Regions from separate parts of the Homo sapiens genome. Here region 1 is linked to region 2. Evidence: chromatin contacts called from ENCODE Hi-C data. All regions are on one chromosome and are shown on one strand. The core of a region is the stretch at or near the end of the contact, and the rest is flanking DNA. Distances in the headings are between cores, read along the strand shown. Region 1 overlaps DELEC1 (deleted in esophageal cancer 1). Region 2 holds the start of TNFSF15 (TNF superfamily member 15).

Region 1 (2,893 bases), core at 191-2,690, 400 kb before region 2:
CCTTTTTCAAAAGGAAAACCAGATGTATCATTGGAAAGCTCATGCAAAGAGGGCTATCTTCTGCAAATGCTGCTTTGAGTCTAATTCTGTTAGACTGGGTAGGGATTCAGTAGGGAGAGACCCTGGGGTGTTTTTTAAAACCCATTTGTTCCTATCTTGTGGACCTTCAGTGATGTTCTCAAATGGGTCACGAGGCTGGTATTTTATAAGCAATATGATCCACAGCCATGAGGAGAGGAATGATTCTAATATAGTCCAGAAAACAGTAGGGCTTTCCACCTCAAAACTTTACTTTAAATCTTTGAAAAGAACTAGGTTTTCTACCCCAGGAGTCCAGCATCTCCTGACCCAGGGTTCTCCTAGCACAGTCAACAGGAATGAATGCCTTCCCTAAGCCCCTCGTGGTCACTTGATCCTCTGGCTCTTGGTTTACTTTTCCCTCTTCCTTAAACTGTTCATTTTCAAGTAACATGGGGAAAGTCACATCAGTCTTATTGAGTATCCCTAAAAAGTGGAGGCAGGAGAATGGACTTGACGATAGAAGAATTTATTCTTGGTCACTAAGTGTGCTCAGCTGGCTATGTCTACCTCCATACCTCCATACCTCCTCTGGAAGTAAAGAAGTACCCTGGAAGTAAAGAAGACTCATGAGGTAATAAAAAACAGTAAGTAAAATTGCTTTGCCACCTAGACTGCAAAGACGATGAATTCCCTAGTGTGTTTATCAAAATTAACTGACAGGTCTTATGAAAAGACTGACTTATTTAATATATAAGGAAAAAACATCACAAGATTCAACAATATAAATGCATATAATAGGCTGGGTTCCTGTTATAAGATATGGCACCTTGCATTTTCCATACACTAATTATCTAACTAAGTTATTATAAGTTAGACATTATCTTTATTTCACATATGAGGAAATAAAAGTCCAGGGACTCAAGTGATACACTCAAGTCTAGGTTTGAATCTCTCAGTCTGTGTTTTTGTCATTTCCCCGACATTTGCATATATGTGGTTTGCTTAGCACTGATGGTTTGAGAAATAATTTTAGCTGGTGCATGGAAAAATACATTTCCATTTTAATGAGTATGTATGAATAGTATGTGCATCCAAATATCCAGGCATATCAGAGTTGTGGTTTTGTGAAACTAATTGTTTAGGATGAAGCTACTTTTACTGGAGTCTATTTAAAGAAAAATATTCAGAAATTGAAACATTAAAAAGACAGGTTTGGAAAAAGTTGTTAAGAATGAGTGAAATGTGGGAAACTCTGTTCTGGGCCAGACTGCTCTCTGTGTTTTATAACGAATGGCTGCAGGCTACAGGAAGCAAGATTTCTCAGAAAGCCTTAGTCAATGTGTCGGTCACCTCCCCTGGTATTTGCCAGCTCCTGCTGACACCACCATCCCCTAGCTGAAAGTCCCTGCAGCTAGAAATCTAGAAAGAAGCCCTTCTCCTAATCTCATTAGCCAAGTCTTGGTGATTTTAGTTCTTCAGCAGCCATTCCTCCCCAGTGTCCTGATTGCCCCTAATGCTTACATTCACATTCCCCACAACATTCTCACAACAGCATTCTCACATTCTCACAACAGCATCTTAACTGGCCTTCCTAACTCTAATCTCACAAGCTATCCTGGAAAATCCCCAGACAGCCATGTTACTTTCTGTGGTAGGCTGAAATGTCCTCCATCAAAGCCCAAATTCTAATCCCCAGAACTTGCAAATTTGTTACTTTACATGGCAAAAGGGACTTTGCCAATGTAATTAAATTAAGGATCTTGAGATGGGGAGATAGTCCTGGACTATCTGGGACAAAAGTTCTTGTGAGAGAGACACAGTAGAGTCAGGCAGACACGAAGATGTGGCAACGGAAGCAGAATTCGGAATATGCTTGGCCACCAGCCAGGGAATATGGAGAACCTCTAGAAGCTGAGAAAGGTACGGCTTCCCCAAAACCAGAGGAATGCAATCTGCCTACCATGTTACACATCTGATCTCCAGAACTGTGAGTCTGTGTTGTTTCAGACCACTAAGTTTCATGTTGTGCGGCAGCAATAGAAAATGAATGCACTCTCCTGTCCAAAGCCCCTCTTTTTTCTTGCCCAAAATCCAGCTTCTTAATCATTAAGTCACTCTTCACAATGGAGCCTCCCAACTTTCCAGCCTTATTTCTTGACCTCCAACCCCAAAATTAATATCAATAGCTAATATTTATTTTGTACTTAACTATATGCCAAACACTAAACCAAAATGTGTATATATATATAAAACATATATATTACATATATTTGTTAACTCATTAAATTCTGACAATAACATACAAGATAGGAATTATTATTGTCCTCCTTCTTACAGATGAGGAAACTTGAAAAAGGTACACAACTTACTTAAGGTCCAGAATTAATAGTAGTAAGGGAAAGATGTAAATTCATACCAGTTTGATTTCAGCATCTCTGTTATTAAACAGTATGTTATATCTCAACCTTGGAGTTTTCAGACAACATCCCTACTCTTTCGTATTCCTAGAAACACTGTAGAGAAGAATGAAGCCATGATATAGAATCAAGAGAAACTGAGTAAAATAGAGGAGTAGGGACTCTGAAGAAGAGGGGCTTTAGGAATATTAGAAGCAAAGTGAGATGGCTCAAAGCTGATGAGGACTGGGTGAGCCAACATTAGACATATGCTGGATTATTTCCTTTATAGGGCCCTGGACATACTTGTTGGGCCAGGAGAAAAATATTAAAGGGGAGGTATGGAGGTAGACATAGCCAGCTGAGCACGCTTAGTGCCCAAGAATAAATTTTTCTATCATCAAGTCCATTCTTCTGCCTCCATTTTTTAGGGATACTCAGTAAGACTGGTGTGACTTTCCCCATGTTACTTGAAA
Region 2 (3,156 bases), core at 346-2,845:
GAATGAGTAGCCATGGGACATGAAAATCATCCTTTGCTAGAATGAGCATAGGAGCATAGTGATATGAAGGAAGAGGACTGGACACTTCCATTTTGCAACAGTACAGCTAGTCAATAGTGTATCCAGGGAACTGCAGCTTGGGAAAGTAGTAAAAGTTGAGGCTGGACACTGGGGACGGGTGACAGTGAGCAGGGACCAAGCCATGAAAGGCCTTTCCAAGTAGCCTGAAGAGTCCAGGCTGTGACATAACCAGAAGTAGCAACTGGATGGAGGCGCTAGTAAAACTGGTTTCTGCCGTACATCACAGGCCATTCCTTAAACTTTCCTATTATTTCTAGAACCCATCTTTTCCCAGGGTCCTTTACTTTCCTCTGAGATCAACCCTCCCTGAGCTCTAAGGCCGAGTTCCAACACCACCTCTTTCTCCAGGAAGCCCCCTCAACCCCCTCACTGCAGGGTCTTACCCACTCCTGGGTAAAGACAGTGCAGGTATTTATGAACATGCATGATCCAGCAGTACCTATGGTGAAGTGTGATGGTGAAGAAGCCAGCAGCCAGCCTGCCTGAGTCCCAATCCTGGCTCTACCACTTGCCGTCTGTGCTTTATTTTCTTATGTGTAAAATGAGAATGATAGCTTTATTGTCACAAAATTTATCTCAGGATTGAATAATTTTATTGATGTATTTAACTTAGAGCAGTGATTGGCACAAAGTAAGCACTTAATAAATATAATCTTTTATTACATGTTGTGGCCCCCACACCCAACTGCAGGCAAAGCACATCACATGATCAATTAACTTTAGACTAATCAGGGAGTAGTGGTTAATGTTCTACCCTCACAGACAGTCACCTCGATCTGTGGCCTCATACTCTGATTAAACAATGGTCAATGCAGACTGGAAATACTTTCCTTTCATGGGCAGTCATGTGCTAGAGGTTACAACTCCAAGCCGTGATTTAGAACTAGGTCATCTTCCTAGCTCCTCTGTCTTCATCCTTGGATGACCTAGGACAAGTGCCTTCACCTTTTAGAACTTTGCTATTCCCATCTGTACACTGAGAATGAATTTCTATGAGGTTCAAAATGACAGAGGGCTAGGCAGCACTTTGCAAAGAGCTGATGCAAATGTGATTTCCGTTTCCCAATCTGCAAACCACACACCTCTCATCCCTCACTTTCACTTCCAGAAGCACACTCCCCAGACTGGCACAGCTGGTAAGCCTCCAGTGCAGGGAACAGGTATATTTTAATTTGCCCCACCCACTGACTTGATGAATTCTTTCTCTCCTCCTTCAGGGACTTTCCTAACTTCCTTCTGTAAACGAAGGAAGGAGCACATGAGCATACTGTATATAAATATGCTTGGGAAAGCTTTCTTCTTCTCCTTCTTCTTCTTTTTTTTTTTTTTTTTTTTTTCCTCAAACCAAACTTGGTTTCTGTTGTAGGCGGTGCATTCTCTAGCAGGGTAGGGCCACAGTGTGCTCTTGAAGAGGGGAGGGGAGAGGAAAAGGGAAGGAGGAGACTGAGTGATTAAGTCACCCACTGTGAGAGCTGGTCTTCTATTTAATGGGGGCTCTCTCTGCCCAGGAGTCAGAGGTGCCTCCAGGAGCAGCAGGAGCATGGCCGAGGATCTGGGACTGAGCTTTGGGGAAACAGCCAGTGTGGAAATGCTGCCAGAGCACGGCAGCTGCAGGCCCAAGGCCAGGAGCAGCAGCGCACGCTGGGCTCTCACCTGCTGCCTGGTGTTGCTCCCCTTCCTTGCAGGACTCACCACATACCTGCTTGTCAGCCAGCTCCGGGCCCAGGGAGAGGCCTGTGTGCAGTTCCAGGTAAGCCACATGGCACTCTGACCTTGGGGAGGAGCAGTGGACTCTCTGCAGTGAGTGGCAACTATTTCAGCTCTGGACAGAGGATAGAGTTTCTTGATGTATCACATTTCTTGTTTCTACATGCAGAGGAAATGTAGAGTGGGAGGGGTGGAGAGGTTCAATTTGGTGTTTATTCTCAATATTTCTAGGGAATGAACAGTCCCTTCTTTTACTGTGGGGATAACCTTCAGCCTCATATTTTTTAGATAATTATAATCATAGTATACTGGTAATTTGGGAAGATTCTTTTTATTTAAGAAAAAAACTTAAAATTACATAACTAACACGGTCATTGAAAAAAGTTAGAAAATACAGATAAGGAGAGGAAGAAAGTCATCATTACCCATAACTCTTATAGCTGACCACTGTTAACAGTTTGGGATATATAATTCTGTACAGAATTATATGCCAGATATAAAACGGATTTTTTAATGAGACGAGATTATTCTGAGTCTGCTAATATATTATGATTTTATTTATATGCTAATGAATTCACAACAACATGATGCTATAGATACACATTCCTATATGTGGATGCTATAATTTCTTTACCCACTCTTTTTCTTGGGTTTAGAACTTTTTCTCTTTTTAGAGCTTAAGAAAGAACCTCCTGCCTGGTTGTCTATCTCTAAGGTCTTGCTGAGGCCTGGGAGAAGCCTAGTCAGAAAAAGAATATGAAGTCTAGGGAGAACAATGGTAGGGGCAGCGATAGGTGTCAAGAAGAAAACATAATTCTTGGCTGGGAACAACAAAGATGTACCTCAAAACCTAAGGAATGAGTCTTTCCAGTAATATCCTTTTTAAAAATGTCCCTTCATAATCTATGGTGGCTGATTTCATTTCAGTTCAAAGTATTAAATTGCAAAGGGAAAAAAATGGGTTTTCAATGGGTTTAACTGGAAACCTAGCCTCTAAGCAATCCTGGCCAGTTTCAAAGCATAGACACCACAAGTAAGCCATGGAAAATCTGTAATTCTCGCTGCCCCATCAGGGTCAACAAACAGACTGTGATTCAGGCAGCAGCGTTCATGGCCAGATGCCATTGCTCATAAAATGTAGAAATATGCAGACAAACCGGAAATGCTGTTTATGTTAAAGAAGAACCGCAGGTCATGGGAAGTCAGACTTTGACCCTTTGACCACCAAGGGGCCAGTTTCTGCTGGAAGTCAAACTGCAGCGCCCAGTTGGTGCTCTGGGACTCTGTCCCTCTTTAGCCAGAAGGAGATAGTTGTCCTTGAATGAGACACTGAGTGGCCTCCAGAAACCTGCACTGGGGTCTGAAGGA

The links. Hi-C counts contacts between places; a loop is a spot of excess contacts on that map. Pooled maps may share reads with other maps.
Region 1: a loop to region 2 is called in a pooled map, with 6 times the contacts of the local background. The contact joins the enhancer-like site here to the promoter of TNFSF15 in region 2. A Hi-C loop is called at or near these places in 6 of 37 single-sample maps with no recorded cell type and 6 of 50 pooled maps.

What each region holds. Positions count from the first base shown.
Region 1 is chr9:115,205,773-115,208,665 of GRCh38, reverse strand. All of the region lies in intron 1 of DELEC1 (deleted in esophageal cancer 1), which reads right to left. Among named protein-coding and RNA genes, the nearest start is that of DELEC1, 65 kb to the right of the region's middle. Within about 2 kb of position 1,440, at least 2 of the 41 ENCODE cell types and tissues checked have a DNase peak (open chromatin) inside an H3K27ac peak, as active enhancers do.
Region 2 is chr9:114,804,478-114,807,633 of GRCh38, reverse strand. It overlaps TNFSF15 (TNF superfamily member 15), which reads left to right and starts at 1,595. Exons shown (of 4, transcript NM_005118.4): 1 at 1,595-1,831. The coding sequence starts at 1,622.